2 separate regions of the Homo sapiens genome follow, and region 1 is linked to region 2. Evidence: chromatin loops called from intact Hi-C (ENCODE). Cell type or tissue: mammary epithelial cell. All regions are shown on one strand.

Region 1 (8,000 bases), 150 kb after region 2:
CGTAAAAAGCTTAAATTACATTTTATTCCTCAGGCTTAAAACACAAATTGAGAATTATTCAAATTAAGCTTACTTACTTCCCATACCTCAAATTATAATATGATAGCACAGGGCAATTGCAAACAGAGGTAAAATCCAAAATTTTGCACATGGGTAGAAACAGACAGAAAATGTCATATAACTTTTGGGGACACTGATAATGATAAATTTAAAGAGCAAAGGAAAAACTCCGGTGTCAACTAATTCCTATTTCATGTATTTAAGAATTTCAATATTTCTGAAATATATAGATGTGGCCAGTTTTAGAAAATAGGACCATTATGGTATGAATTCTTACTTCAAGGCCAATAGCAACAACAACAAAACATTATCTAAAACAATTTGAAAAAAAAAGCCCCACCCAAATTCTCAGAAATTAGCTTATGAAAATATTAAAATAATTGGAATTGTGTACATATATTTAAACAGTAGCTTCACTGTTGAAGATTTCATGAAATTCTCCTGTGATAATATTTTATGCCAGATGCATGTAAATATATATTTATAAGCTAATGAAACTAGAAAATTAGATAAGCGTCTGCAAGCTTTTATGCAATTGAATACTTTGCAGTTGGCAAAGCATTTTACAGATGCTCATTTAATCCTCACAACAACCCTGTGAGGTGGGCAGGGAAGTCATTGCCATCTCTACTTTGTGGTTTGGACCCTGAACACAGAGACTTTCGGAAACATATCTGAGGATAATAACTGTGAATCTCCTTTTTTGCTCCTAGTCCTACACATTTTCCTGTTGATACCAAACTAATTATCAGTGAGATGGAAAAAATCTGAAACTGTGTAAGGAATAAATGTAAGTCAACTATGATTCTATGACATTTACGTTCATTGGAGGATAGTCTTTCAGACTACATTGTTATTGTGTGAGGTACTTATTTTTAATTACTGCTCGTGTTGAAAATAAGTGAATTAGACTGAAGTACAAACCAGCCAGCAAAATATTTGACAATTAATTTTAAATAGAGAAATGACCAAAATTGCTGATTTAAATATAATAAAACAAGTGGAAAAAAGGAAAAAAAAAGTTCCCCAACATTTGGTAGAAGATAAGGTGTGTGGCTATTTTTAAAATTAAATTATTCCCTGACATATCAGATTTTCATAACATACCTTAAACTATTCTTTCTGTCCATTTAAAAATAGGAGTATCCCATTAAAATAAAAGGGGGTGTACGGGATAGAGACAATAGTCTCGTGCTCAGTACAGCACACAACTGGTGCACTGAAGTTGCATACATTATAGTGCAGGCAGCAAATCCCCATGCTCCATCAGTTTTGTATGGAGAAAAGAACTGGGGAGGGCAAAGGGAAATGGTACATACAAGTCCATGATAGAGTGGAAATACCTCATGTAATATAAACACAAGACAAGGCTAATGAGATCTGTTATAATAACAGAGTGTGGTTCTCAAGGTTTCACCCAGAAAAGTGATAAAAGAGGTTGTGATTACCTTCACAAGTTTCCTGTATTAGTGTTACCACCCCTATAAGTCATAACCACCAGTGATCTTGAGCCTTTCTGTTTAGTTTTGCTTTTGAAAAAAATAAATCACAATATATTGAAACAAATATCATTGTTTGGCTTAATTCAGGTATTCTTAATAAACAGTACCACAGACTTTATTGAGCAATTGAAAATATACACAAGGAACAATAACTTTTTCTTTGTATTGTCTTTTTTTTTTTTTTTTTACTTTCTTCCAATTAAATAACCCAGTTTCGATCATGAAAAGGGCACTTGTTTCTACAGGAGCTGTGTCCAGCTTCCTCAGTTCCAAGTACTGTTTCCACACTTCTTCCTTGTCATTGCTGAGGTTGTATATCCACTTACTCAGGAAGCAAATTCCACAAGGTTGCAAGAACTGACCCCCTAAGTTGTTCTTTCAGATTCTATTTCTCCATAGAGTTCAGCTAACTTTTTAAACTCGGGTCCCCAGTCTCCAAGGTAGTGATAATCCTGGTCTGATTGTGTCGTTGCTGAATCCAGCGAGCTGATAGACCCAGCTTCTGATCTCTGACCCTCATAGGCATAAGTCTGAAGAGAGTCATAAGGGGGAACGCTAGGGTCTAGGTCTGCTTCTGCCAGTCTTTGCTTAATAAATTCCTGAACATCTATGCTTTCCAGGGTGGATGATGTCTGGTGTCTGGGAGTGAGCTTCACTTCAGGTCTGATATCCCTCCGGTACTTGAGCTCCTCAGCAGCAGAAGGATTCCTCAAGGCTGTGATGTCAAAGGCCTCTGTGTCTTCCTCTCCGCCTCCTTCATCATCATAGGTGACCACGTTCTCCCGTACATCCTCTTCTGAAATGATCAAGGGCTCTTTTTTGCTGCGCCTCAGGGTGATAAAAAGTACCACAATTGCTGAGGAAGAATGGAAAAAGGATGAAGAATTAAGAAAACAGGAAGGAAATTCTTAGAGATTTTACAACAGCAATTTCCCATTTTCCCATTCGTCATTAACCACATTCCAGAGTTAGGCTGGCATTGCAGCACAACTCACTCTGTGCTCTCTGAATAACACCGCAAGGTACTGTAATGCCTCAAATAATGTAAAAGATGATTACCCCAGGAGACATTGCGAATTGCTGATCTTCTATAGAAAACCACAATACTCTCAGTTTGCTAAGATGTAGGTTTCTTGGCTCATATTTCAGTAAAACCATTTAGTGATTAAAGTGAGATAAACACATGATGAAAAAATAATATGAAATTTTAACTCAAAAAATAATGTAGTGAGCTGGTCTCTCTATAGATATTTAATCCTTCTAGGTAGATACACTAAAGATGTTTTAAGTTTCTGGAATATTGGAAGAAGGAGCCTTAACGTTAAACCCTTTAAATTTTGATGCTTTGTAGAAAATCAAAGCAGAAATATTTTAATGTTGATCTCTTTTGTCAATTATCCTTTAAAATTATATTATCATGCATTAATAATTGCATTTTCCCATTCAGGGACAAAATAATGTTTCATTATTTGTACACAACTTGTTTCATAGGAATTTTTTGATTTATGAATGTTCTTTATATAACTTATTTATTTAATTCTCACAGCAGAGCTGTGGCTTTACTCTATTTTTAACCCATTTATGCCTGAGGTTGCAATTTTTTGTGTGTGAAAAATCAGACTTTGGCGATAACCTTGAGCAGTAGGACATAAATAACTTCCACAAGCTTAATGTTCCAATAATGGAACACTAGGCATAAATGAGAATGAGGAATCTGAGACTCAGGAAAGAGTATCTAAATAACCAAGATCAAAAGATAAGATCACACAGATGGCAAGTGGAAGAGCTTGTACCATAATGTGATTTCTCGCATCACAGGTAATGATATTTCTACTATAAAAATACTCTACTTCAGTATTTCAAAGACATGAAATAATAAACTGAGTGTCCAACTGGACATGTGCCTTAGGATAGCTCTTGCTAAATATGGTGGATTTGTCTTTATTTCCAATAATGCTGCAAACATTAGAAGATGTGATAGAAATGTGTCTTGGGAACTTTGCTTTGGCCATTTATCAATATTTTCAACTGTTTCTATTTGATGAAATTAAACTGTTACTAAATAGAAATAGTTCCCTCACATCAAATTTGTTATAGGCTGTGTTACTAGGCTGAGTATTATTTACTTCAGCTCTATAGACTGCTCTTTTCCTGCTCAGCTGATATTCTAGGCTTTATGATGGTGATAATGATGCCCATTAATATTTTTAACATTCTTTACTTCATAATAATCAGGGAGGTACATTCGATTGACATTTAAGGTTGTTATATTTAGCAAACAAAAATAAATGGCAGGATTCTCAATTAAACGTGAATTTGAGATCAATAACAGCACACACACACACACACACACACACATGCTTCTCAACCTACAGTAAGCTTACATTCTTATAAACCCATTTGAAGTTGAAAATATCTTAAATCAAAAATGCATTTGATACACATAATTTAGTAAACATTATAGCTTAGCCTAGCCTACCTTAAATGTGCTCAGAACACATTAGCCTACAGTTTGCCAAACTTATCTAACACAAAACGTATTTTATAATAAAGATATAAAGAATTTTGAATCAGAATTCAAAATATGGTTTCTACTGAATGCATATTGCTTTCACATCCTTGTTAAGTCAAAAAATCTTAAGTCAAACTATTGTTGGTTGGAGACCATCTGCAACACACACACACACACACACATACACACACACATACACATAAGGTATTAAGTGTGTCCCATATAATATTTGAGATACACACAGGCAAATATTGTGCTAAGCATACATGCATATGTTCCAAATATTATTATATTATTCCTTGTGACATATTTATGTTATATATACACATACATACCTATATACAGATATAGATATATTTCTTATTTATCTGAAATTCACATTTATCTGGGTATACTGCATTGTGTCTGGCAACCTTGATTATAAGTGAACTTGAATGAATGGTTGTGAATCAAACACCAGGTTATCTAACTCTGATAAAGAACATACTTTCCCCCCAGAAACTGCCCTTTTACTGCTTACCTCTGCAAAGTAACTTTTATCTTCACTTTTATCATTATGGTTACTTTGTTCTTCTTTATAGCTTAACCATTTTAATGTATAACTCTAATCTATATGGACTAGTTTTATCTGTTTTAAAACTAGAGAAAACTTGTGGAAGAGGAGTAGATTTTAAAGCCAGAGATGGAAAGGAAAGTGAGAGAAAGGGATGGTCACTGTGCACTGGGAGGTACCCAGTTTTGCAGAGGAAAGGCAAATGGGAGACTATGAAGGAACCAAAAAGACAGGAAAAAAACATCTGTAGAGAAAGTCATAGAACCATCCAGAAACGTGTGAAATGAAAAGATATTAGCATTGGGAAGGTAATGAGAAAATTCAATGAGGGTCACTACAGCAGACATGGGAAGCATTGAATTACTACTGTTTAAAATGAAGTGGTTACAGAAAGCTGAAAATGAAATGTTGGTGCTACACATGCCCTGATCTACAAATATTATGCACAGAATTACAGATTTTCCCATATACGTTGCCTATATGTCAAAGACATTGCTTAATATATGCCTTTATTTTGGGGTAAAAAAGGCTTTTGCTGAACATAGGAAATATGCATTTAATAACTGCCTGTGTATTTTAGCATAAATCCACCTTACAGTTTTCTAATTCAAAGCTCCAAACAACATCCTCAAGTAATTCACTCCACTGTATTCAGAAGTTTAGATTTATCATGCACGATATATATCTCTGTTCATCTTTATAATTAAATGAGGAGGCTGTTCTAGATCGAAAGACCTATTTATAAAGACTGCCTAATTTATTATAATACAATTTCTTACCTTCACCAATAAATCAAGTTATTTTCTTTTATATTGAATTGGTTGGTGGTTGATGTCAAGGGAATTTATGTGCAGACACAACAGGGAATATGTAATCAATACTGCCATAGAGGTATGGAGGTAATTTGCATCCTTCAATATTTGTGCAATTTTTCAATCTTTGCATATGTATCATATTCACTTAATGAAATACAGGGATAATCCTGGCTTTTTAATTATCATGGCATATAGTTTCTATTTCTCAAAAGTTAAGAAAATAATTCAGATATATTATGATTCAAAATATAGAGACCATTTACATTTGAACGTTGAAGGTTTACATCTACCTTTTCCCCAGAAAAGGTAGTATTTGCTACCTTTCTGGATATTATTTGCTAGTATTCAGTGATTCCTAGGCTTGTTACATACTTATTTAATAAAAGGAGATATATATATATATTTATATATATATATGTATAAAATCAAAATCTGAGACATTTTTGAGTGAAAGGGGATGTTGTTCATAATTATGTCAGGACATCAGGGCAAATGCAGACATAGGATCCCTCTAGTTAAAGATAAATTCAAATCAACTCAGAAAAATGTTGTACATTGTGTTCCTGATGAACTTATTTTCATTCCTGTTGGTTCCACAGATATTTCTGGAGCAGATGGCACCAGGTAGATACTCCATAAACAATTATCATGTGGACAAACAAAAAAAAAATCTCTGTGAAAATGGTAATGTGACATTGTGTTAAGTGAATTACCCTGAACAGTAATAGCCTCACTAGGAAAATAATTTTAAGATATTTTTTAAAAATTAGCTTATGGTTACTAATAACATCAAACTCCTAATTGTACTGGAGAATATTTCTTAATGTTTGAAAAACAAATGAAATGTTTCCAAAAAAAATCCTAAGACCAAAGTATATTTTAAAAGAATGAGTGCAGATAATAATTATACATATAAATAGAGTCAAATCCTTATTTAAAAACTGACAGTCAAAAGAATGTATTCAAATGACCCTGATAACCTATCAAAGCATACACATTGGCAAGGTACCTCTTCTTACAGTGAGTCATCTGGTAAAATACAATATGAGAGAACCAAGGTGGTGTTACAAAAAAAAGAAAAGATATAGAACTTGTTTTTCTTTGTACAAAATAATAAATAATTTATGATATAATTTGAAGCCAACTGGATTGAAACTTGAATAAGCTGTAGAATTTTTTACATGTCTTTAGTCTAAAATAAATATTTTATCCTTGGTTAGTGAATTTCTTTTTCTTCTGTTCAAGTTTGGGCAGAATTTTAAATGCCCGTGAGATTATCATTTTATATTATAAATTAGAATAAATTTGTGGAGTTTTATGAATTAATTTTATCATCAAGTAATTCAAAGATGGGGAAACATTTTTTGTATTTGTTTTCTCATAATATGTATTTTTTCCTATATATTATGTATCATTCCAGTGCTTGGCATACTAAGTGGCTTTCAGTTCCCATAATATAAACTATCATACAACTTGAATTTGAACCCATTCCATACTGAATCTCAACATACTCCTCCCTAAGTAGCTTGCATAGCAGAATTTTTTAAACCTCAAATACCACTTGATTCTTTGTCATACCATCATATGTTGGCACTGAATTTGGTAGAATTGAGGTGGCCTGAGTCAGGGAGGTTATTTTTATTGACTTACGGAGTGTGACTTGCCACACTTGGGAGTGGCATCTCTCTCTGAAACCTTAGATTTTTAAACCAAGGGTAGCACACAAAACCATTTGAAATAGCTCAAATGAAAAGCAGGCTGACCTTTATCTCCTCACCAATTCCATCTTCTTCTCTTAGTTCACCACGTGTTCACACCAACTCCATTCTGATCCTCATTTATCAGGAAATTTATATCCAATATTAGGGAGCAATCCATGTCTCACTTATGGTGGCCTCACCTAGGTTACCTGCTTATATGTAAGCTGTGGACTGAAAGGGTAGCTGGAAGAGGTCCCAGTCAGATCCCGACTCAATGACTTATGCCTAGTGTGATCAAGATTTGCCTTGCCAACTACTCTAGTCCCTCTGGCAAGAGATGGGGTAAAGTTGGGAAATAAAAGTCAGGCCTCTGGGAGGGAGAGAGGATTTCAGCTACCTCTACTGTCATGGTAAATTCTGATTGCATCATAAAGGCTCACTCTAAATTCTCTTCCATCCATCATATGCAATAGACCTGAAAAAGGTAACCTCAACAGACAGTAACTCAGCTCATAATGTTTATATCTATCATTTAAAGTTAGCCTCTTTGGTTGACAAGCACCATTCAACGTATACATAGATGGATTCCGACCATGTTGTAAAATGTTGAACCATATGCAATCTTTAATAAAACAAGAATAAGCATTTCAAAATTCTACAGAATGACTCTAAGGTCCTTTCAACTGAAATGTCATTCTCACAGGTTTAGAAATAGAAACAAGAAAAACTGAATGTGTGGCTTTAGATCACACAGTTATTGGCAAAACTAGAGCTGGGTTTGTACAATCATAGCCATTTTCACAAACAAGAAGCTGAGAGGGAAAATTTTTTAATATTAAAATATTAATTTTACAATTT
Region 2 (8,000 bases):
ACAAAGTTACGCAATTTCCTATTGCCATATCTACATGCCATGCATGGTACCTCAAAATGTTTAAGAATGAATTCATGATCTTCACTTTCTAAAATGTGTTCTTTCTATTTTTCCTGAGCTTCAAAAACAAATGAACAAACAAACACAACTGTCACACCAGCTGTTCATGCAGGAATACTTTTATTCCTTATCTTTTCCAAATTCAAGCTATCGCCAAAGGCTATTGGTTTTACCTCTTAAATATTTTAGAGATTCCCACAATTTTATGATCTTGACTTTTAGTCAAAGTACACCTATATTTTTCCCTAGATAATTACAACAGAGTTCTACTTGATCTTGTTTTGCCCACTCTAACCCCTTTCAAACACTCCCTTTTATAGATTGTATTTGCTTGATTTTTTAAAAACAGAAATATGAACTCAACCTAACCTGTTTAATAACTTTTAGTTCTTCATAGATGAAGCACTAGAACTTAATTTTACATTATTAGAATAAAACCTGTAACATGGGCTACAGAGCCCTCCATGGTATGACTCCTGCATCCTCACTAATCATGCCATAATTTTCCTTGCTGTGGCCAAGCTCACCTTACTTTATTTTCTTAAATATATATGGTCTCCCAACCACAGAGCCCTTACAGATTTGATTCCTTCTTTCTAGGAAACCATCCACCATAAATGTGCTTAATCTGAACTGTGAAGTCTCATGTGGCACAAATGACTTCCCCAACATTGTGGTAAGAGGGTGACTTTAGCTTGGCTTCCACCTAACTAGCTTGTGCCACTAAAGACAACCCCAACCCCCATGCAGAGTCTTTGCTCAGGAAAGAGCAATGCTGCTGAACCACAAAATGTATTTTGTCTCAATCCATTTTCTGTAACTTTCCACTTACTCCCCTTCTGTAATTTTCTATTTCCTCCTCACTCTGCCCCATTTGCTTCCCCCATAGTTCCCTAGTTCTTTTTGTTCCCTCTTTTACTTTCCCACAGATCTTTTCTGTTTTCTCTCTGTTCTCCCTTTAAAAACCTAGTTACTTTTGTCTCAGTGGGAGTTGAGCTCAGTTTGTACTAGAATCTCTCCATCACTGCAGTACTCAAAATAAAACCTGTCTTTCTGTCTTTTACAAGTGTCCAGTGCTGTTTCACTCTGACATTAATTAGCACCTACTAAACCTTTATATTTTGGATAAAATAACATATTCTCAGGGAATCCTGCCTTAACTGCCCCGACACCACCAACAACCGCGTAAGTCCAGCTACTTTGAAATCTGCTTTGTTAAAAGGCACTTTCAAAAAAGTTAAATTCACAAACCTTATGCAGACATGAGATGAGCACATGTCAAAAAAGCAGAGACTTTTGTAGCTCGACTTTACTAAAATCAATTTGCAAATGGCTGGCTGCAAACTTGGCTTTTTCATCAGGGTCGGGAGCTGGAGCAGAGGCATGGGGAGAAAAGAATAATTTCTCCACTGCACAGAATTTATTTGCATATCTATAGACCAGAATTATAGTCTTTGCTATCAGTCATCTCCAATTTACGGAATCGTAAAATAGCTCAAAGGCAATGAAAGCCCAGAGCCCTCACAGAAACAGAATCAGACAACTAAGAATGTGCTTTAAACAATACATAGTTTCGAATTGGAGCACAAATTTTCCCTATAGCTTTTATATTCCAATTTTTAAAACTATTTTTTAGAATGAATATTTGATTATTGTGTGTGTTTAGTTCTTAGTCATCATTAATCTTTGCAAAAACAGGAAACAAATCTGCTTACCACTTCATCTCTAGCATCAGGTGAATGTAATGTCTTAAATATGGTAAGTGCTCAATAAATATCGTTTAAATTAATGAGAAAGAAAAAAGACCACAATTTTTTATCTGAGGAATGTGAGCTGCTTTAAATTGTCAGGCCCAGAAAGGCATTTAAAATGTAACAGCAGTCATGTCTCACTCCCCTTTGAGCTAAATAATTACCTCTTGAAGGCACTTGCTATCCAGGCTCTCTAGACAAACTAGTATCAAGAAGCCATAAAATGCCGTACACCATAGAGTTCAGCAATGTATAGTCAATCACTAGCCAATGTTATTTTTGTAAACCAGCGGATATTCCTGAAAAACAACTTTTGCTTTTGTAATCGCCCCTCCTGATTCTTTTTTTTTTTTTTTTACTTAAAAACTCTATCTTCTTCCTTTTTCTTTGGAACATTCTCCAAGGCAACCAGGCTGCAGTCCTCAACCTTGGCCCAAATAAACTCTTTATATTAATTTTGCTTCAGCTTCTTCCTTTTAGGTTGACATGAACAATAACCTTAATCACAGCTGATGTTAGTGAATATCACTGTATCACTTGTGGCTATATAATTTTATAGAATCTATACAAGCAGAAAATTAAAAGAAACAATATTATTATTATTTTATTTTATTTATTTATTTATTTATTTTTGAGACAGAGTCTCACTCTGTCGCCCAGGCTGGAGTACAGTGGTGCGATCTCGGCTCAATGCAATCTCCCCCTCCTGGGTTCAAGCCATTATCCTGTCTCAGCCTGCCGAGTAGCTGGGACTACAGGCGCCTGCCACCACGCCCGGCTAATTTTTTCTATTTTTTGGTAAAGATGGGGTTTCACCGTGTTAGCCAGGATGGTTTCGATCTCCTGACCTCGTCATCCGCCCACCTCGGCCTCCCAAAGTGCTGGGATTACAGGCGTGAGCCACCAGGCCTGGCCAAGAAACAATATTAAACATCTCAATTTATGTTACTACTGTGACAACTCTGAAAATCCAATTCAGAGTTACAATTTATCAAAAGAAATTAAACTTTTCATGCACTTGTCAGTGAAAGTATTAATAATAAAACACTTTATTCCAAAATGAATCCTAAAAACAAAGCTTCTATAAACTTTTAATAACCAAAAAAGTGACACATCAGAAATCTTAAAAAAAACTCTTTGAAGAAATAATTAAATCAAGCTAATTAAATTATGGAAAGTTATAAGAATGCAGGTACCTCATAAGATGTTAGTCTGATCATTGTTTTCTGACTTTCCTCAAAAATTCCCTAAAATGTATTCTTTTTCAACCACTGAATAGAGACATAGTGCAAGTTATTTTGTTTGCTACATAACAGTTATGTGTGTGTGTTTGTGTGTGTGTGTGTGCATGAGTGTGCAGACAAAGCAAGTGAGAAAAGGTTTAAACTTCAGATTGGGATCAATGTAGTGTGATTTATGAATATCATAGTTGGAATTGGTGGCAATTTATACTGGAACAATTCCTGCATAAAATACCACTTTTGAATTTATTGGTTTAGAACAATCACTATTAGTAATTTTCAATCATTTGTGGAATGGTTGTGTGGTTGTGTTCACGTGAGTCGAGTGTGGCTGGACCCAGCAGGGCTTGCTATGGCTTCTGGGTGGTGACCTTGCTGGAAACTGGCTGTTCCTGCTTATTCTTAGCTGATGACTCAGCTCTTCTCCTGTCTCTAACATCTCTCATCTGGCCTGTCTGGGCTTGCTCTCAAGGTGAAGGCAGAGGAGTAAAATAGAGGATGGAAGCATGCAAAGACTCTTGAGACCTAGGCTCAGAACCAGAACTGACACAGAGTAACTTCTACAACACAGAGTAACTTCCAGAGGGCTAAGCAAATCACAGGGACAGTTCAAATTCAAGAAACTGAGAAATAAACTCCCTTTTCATGGGAGAAAGAACAAAGTTATAGTCAAGTTATATTTTAAAGGGCATGAAAAAAGTAGGACCATTTTCAATCTACCAATATAATCAGGATGAGGAATCGAAACTTTTGTTATCATTACCTTAACTCATACAGAAAGTAGTGTCTTTGATTGGGCTTTGTGTTGCCGGTTCTGGAAACCCCAGCTCTTCATTCATAGACAGAAAACTGGCAGCACCAAATCACCCATGGTGGGAATATTTATACCAAAGAAACAATCAAATGCTTTTTGATTTTTTAGATAGCTATTTGTTGAATATTTATCAACATATAATTGGGTTCATTCATATACCAAACCCTAAAACATATAATATAGCGTATGGGAGATTGGAGATAAGAGACAGAAAAATGAAATTGGAGTTTGAAAAACTGGAGATTCATGTTAGAAACTTTAAAATACAAAAAAAAAAACTGGTAAAACTAAAGCCCCTAGATAGCGGTGATTTTTAAAAAAATGGAAATAATAGTGTCTAGTATTATTGGGTATTACAAGGTGAGCACATACAAGAATTGGCTAGTTTTTGAGAAAAAAAAAGGAAGAAAATAGATTTCAGAAATGGAAGGCCTTATGAGACTGAAATCATTGCCTGTCTTTTCCCATGAAAGGATATGAGATAGGACTGAAAAATTATCTGAGGGGCAAGATCCAGTAAAATTTTTTATTTGGATGAAGCGAAAAGCTTTGCAGTTCCCAGTTGTCCGAAGAGTCAGGTCCAAGCACTTTGTCAGAACATGCAACACTCTCGATGCTCTATTTCCTTCTTTCTTTTCTAGTATTATCTTTTCCCCTTACTTTAACTTCAGTTGTCCCAAACTGCTTTGTTTGAGTAATCTTTCTCATTTCCAAGACTTTTTAAAATAATTATTTTAGGCATCACAGTGACTACAGTTAATAACAATATATTGTGTACTTGAAAATTGCTAAGAGAGTAGATTTTAAGTTGTCTTACCAAAAATAAATAAATATGTTCGGCAATATATATGCTAATTAGCTGGATTTACTCATTCTACAATGTACAAATAGAACAAAGCACCATGTTGTACACCATCAATATATGCAATTTTATTTTTCAATTAAAAATCAAATAAATTGTATGTATTCAAGGTGGACAACGTGATGATTTAAAAAGTGTATGTGGTATACTGATTACCTCAGTCAAGTTAACACATCCATCACTACCCATAGTGACCGTTTTTTGTGTGTGTGCGGTGAGAACACTTAAAATCTGCTCTCTTGCCAAATTTCAAGTAAACTATTGGATCAATATTATTTATCTTTGTAATATCAATATGTCAATCCCTAAGCTACTAATATGTAGTCATCTCTGAGGACTAAACTGTTTTCTTCTCCAAAAATCATTTTCTGATCATTTTTGTGTGGTATAGATTGAGCCACAAATTATATTGGATTATAACATTGTATTATATTAAACAGTTATTTTAAATATTTTTGCCACTGGTTTCAGAGTTTCATAAAAGCTAGATCTCTGCCAAATTTATCGTTATACTTGGTGCAGATTATATATTAAATATTCAGGGACAATCTGCTAAATGAAATAATTAAAGATAATTTAAGATAATTAAAGATAATGGATATGAAAGTGTTTTCAAATATGTTGTTATTGGCTGGATGAGGTGGCTCTTGCCTGTAATCCCAGCACTTTGGGAGGCAGGCGCCTGTGGATCATTTGAGGTCAGGAGTTGGAGACCAGCCTGACCAACATGGTGAAACCCCGTCTCTACTAAAAATACAAAAAAATTCACCTGGCGCGGCAGCGCATGCCTATAATCCCAGCTATTTGGGAGGCTGAGGCTGGATAATCTCTTGAATTTCGGAGGCAGAGGTTGCAGTGAGCTGAGATTGCGCCACTGCACTCCAGCCTGGGTGAAAGAGCAAGAGTCCATCTCAGAAAAAAAAAAAAAAAAAAAAGGAAAGAAAAAAATGTTTTTATTATTTTACCATGTTTTTCTTAAGAAAATAAACTACCAGTACTGGTTTTATTATGCTATTATTTTATAATGAAAGGATAAAAGAGAAGTGCCAATAATTTTGTTTTTTATAAAAAATTTATTGCAAATTCAAGTTTCAGAAATATTCAAATCTAAAGAAGTTTGTTTTAGAATCAAGGTATTATTACTATCATGAGGTTTGTCCAAAAAAAAAAAAAGAAGAAAAGAAGAAGAAAAAATGAGCTTTATTCGATCAATATGGAATCTTGTTTTATGTTATATTTCCAAATAAAAGAAAAGCAATTTGTATTAGAAAATATAAGTACTTACAGCAACATTCATATGAAATATTTTGTGAGAACTCTGAGATAGAGGTATGCTATATTTGCAATAATGTATACATAGCCATATATATGAATATATGTGTGTATATATGTATTACATATATTCAATTGATGTTAAGTAAATATTCCTATTAAACACTTTTTTAACAATAAACAGTTTGAATATATCAAATTTTAAAATAATATGTAATGCTTTGCTTAAATTCTAATAAACAGCTTTGAGTTTTTAGAGTGTACATTAACAAGTTATAATACATATATTTTTCCAAATGAATACATTTTTTTCTACTTATTTGTCATAATTGAGGTGCTGTTTCAACCCATAAGAGAAAAGTACTGAAAAAATGCAAGTTCCCTGTGAGTCTTAGCAATTGTGTTTTTCCACTGAATCCTCCACAGCAGATAACAAATCCATTGCAAATCTTGTTCCATAAAGTTAAGCAATGTTTGCTATGATTTTCATATAAAATCTTTGCATTTCCCAGCTGCTACTTTTCCCTTTAATTGTATAGTTTGCTTCACAATGAGTATTTGCTTCATTTCCTACATACTGTCAATTCTAAAAGCAATGCTCTGGGGTATCAAGCATAGTGCAAATCCCATTAGTGTTCAGGGACTCATTTGCCACACAATGTTCAAGTTGAAGGAGAAAGAAAAGCATAATTGCATAAGATGGTGGTATTCACAAAGTATCTATATTTGATGTTCTCTTTCCAAATATCTCGGAGGAAATTACCATTCGACGTATTTTGAGAAAATTAAACAACTGCCAAGAAACACACAAAAGCGACGGAAAAGAGAAAAATGGCTAATGTGGAAACATTTTTTACAAAGGAATCAGAATACAAAGATTTTTATTTTTCAGAATTTTAGAATTTATTTTTGAGAATTATTTTTATTTTGGGGCATCAAATTTGTGTGTGTGTTTTAATTTTAGTAATTGAGCATACACATCGTTTTCTGGTATCTAGTGTATGTAATTCTAATATACAAATATACACCAAGACACACAAACATCACCCAGAAAAACAAGCATACAGACACACATAGATACATACACAGGCACAGAAAACACACACGGATACAAGCATATTCTATAAAACACAGTGAAATGATGCTCTGAAAAAATGTAAAAATGTGAATCATGCTCCTGAAAGTAACTGTGAATGTTACAAATAATATAAAATCCATTAAGTATATGCAAGAAGCACTGGAAAACTCTTATTCCGTTAATACAGTACTTATACATTCATGCATTTTATATTTTGCAGAATTGATTATAGTTTTATGATGCTAATTTCCTCCTTCTTCATTTCTTTAAGAATCTAAGACTAAAACATGAACAATCAGTATCTTCATCAGTAAGTGTAAAAGTAACACTGTTAAATTTATTATAGGCATAAATTTTGGACATGGTGTTTGTAAGACAGAGGTTTTTAAAACTTTGAGGAGACAGGTCACACTGGCCAGATTAAAATATTCGTGGCATTATGATTACATAACATTATGTAATGTATAGGATAATGTTTTTAATCCATAGTATATAGGATTATGTTTTTTAGGAAAATTGGCATACATGTAAGATAACCCGCCAGCACAGAGTGAAGAGGTTTATTCAGGGATAGGCTACTATGTCAGATTCCATATGATGCAATATCTACCATACTGCATGAAATAAAAGTTGTCTATTTTCATTGGAATAAAGCAATACATTATCAAATAAAGAATAATTCTTTATTAAATCTTATTTCAGGGTTTGAAAACACCTAATACAAATCATTATTAGGCCGGGTGCAGTGGTTCATGCCTGTAATCCCAGCACCTTGGGAGGCCGAGGTGGGCAGATCACGAGGTCAGGAGTTCAAGACCAACCTGGCCAACATGGTGAAATCCCATCTCTACTAAAAATACAAACATTAGCCGGGCATGGTGGTGTGCACCTGTAGTCCCAGCTACTCAGGAGGCTGAGGCAG

Evidence for each region. Peaks named below come from ENCODE experiments on the same cell type or tissue, not always from the same donor. Only the 100,000 strongest peaks of a DNase experiment are listed, where the experiment ranks them.
Region 1: it touches region 2 in a loop (2.3-fold over the local background); 1 of 110 quality-filtered maps calls a loop at or near these places.

The regions. Positions count from the first base shown.
Region 1 is chr5:19,471,299-19,479,298 of GRCh38, forward strand. It overlaps CDH18 (cadherin 18), which reads right to left. Exons shown (of 13, transcript NM_004934.5): 13 at 1-2,418. The coding sequence ends at 1,928. Among named protein-coding and RNA genes, the nearest start is that of CDH18, 510 kb to the right of the region's middle. In mammary epithelial cell, no CTCF peak of the experiment used is centred here; no DNase peak of the experiment used is centred here.
Region 2 is chr5:19,319,453-19,327,452 of GRCh38, forward strand. No RefSeq gene overlaps it. Among named protein-coding and RNA genes, the nearest start is that of LINC02100, 580 kb to the left of the region's middle. In mammary epithelial cell, no CTCF peak of the experiment used is centred here; a DNase peak (open chromatin) is centred at 3,489; H3K27ac peaks cover 798 bases.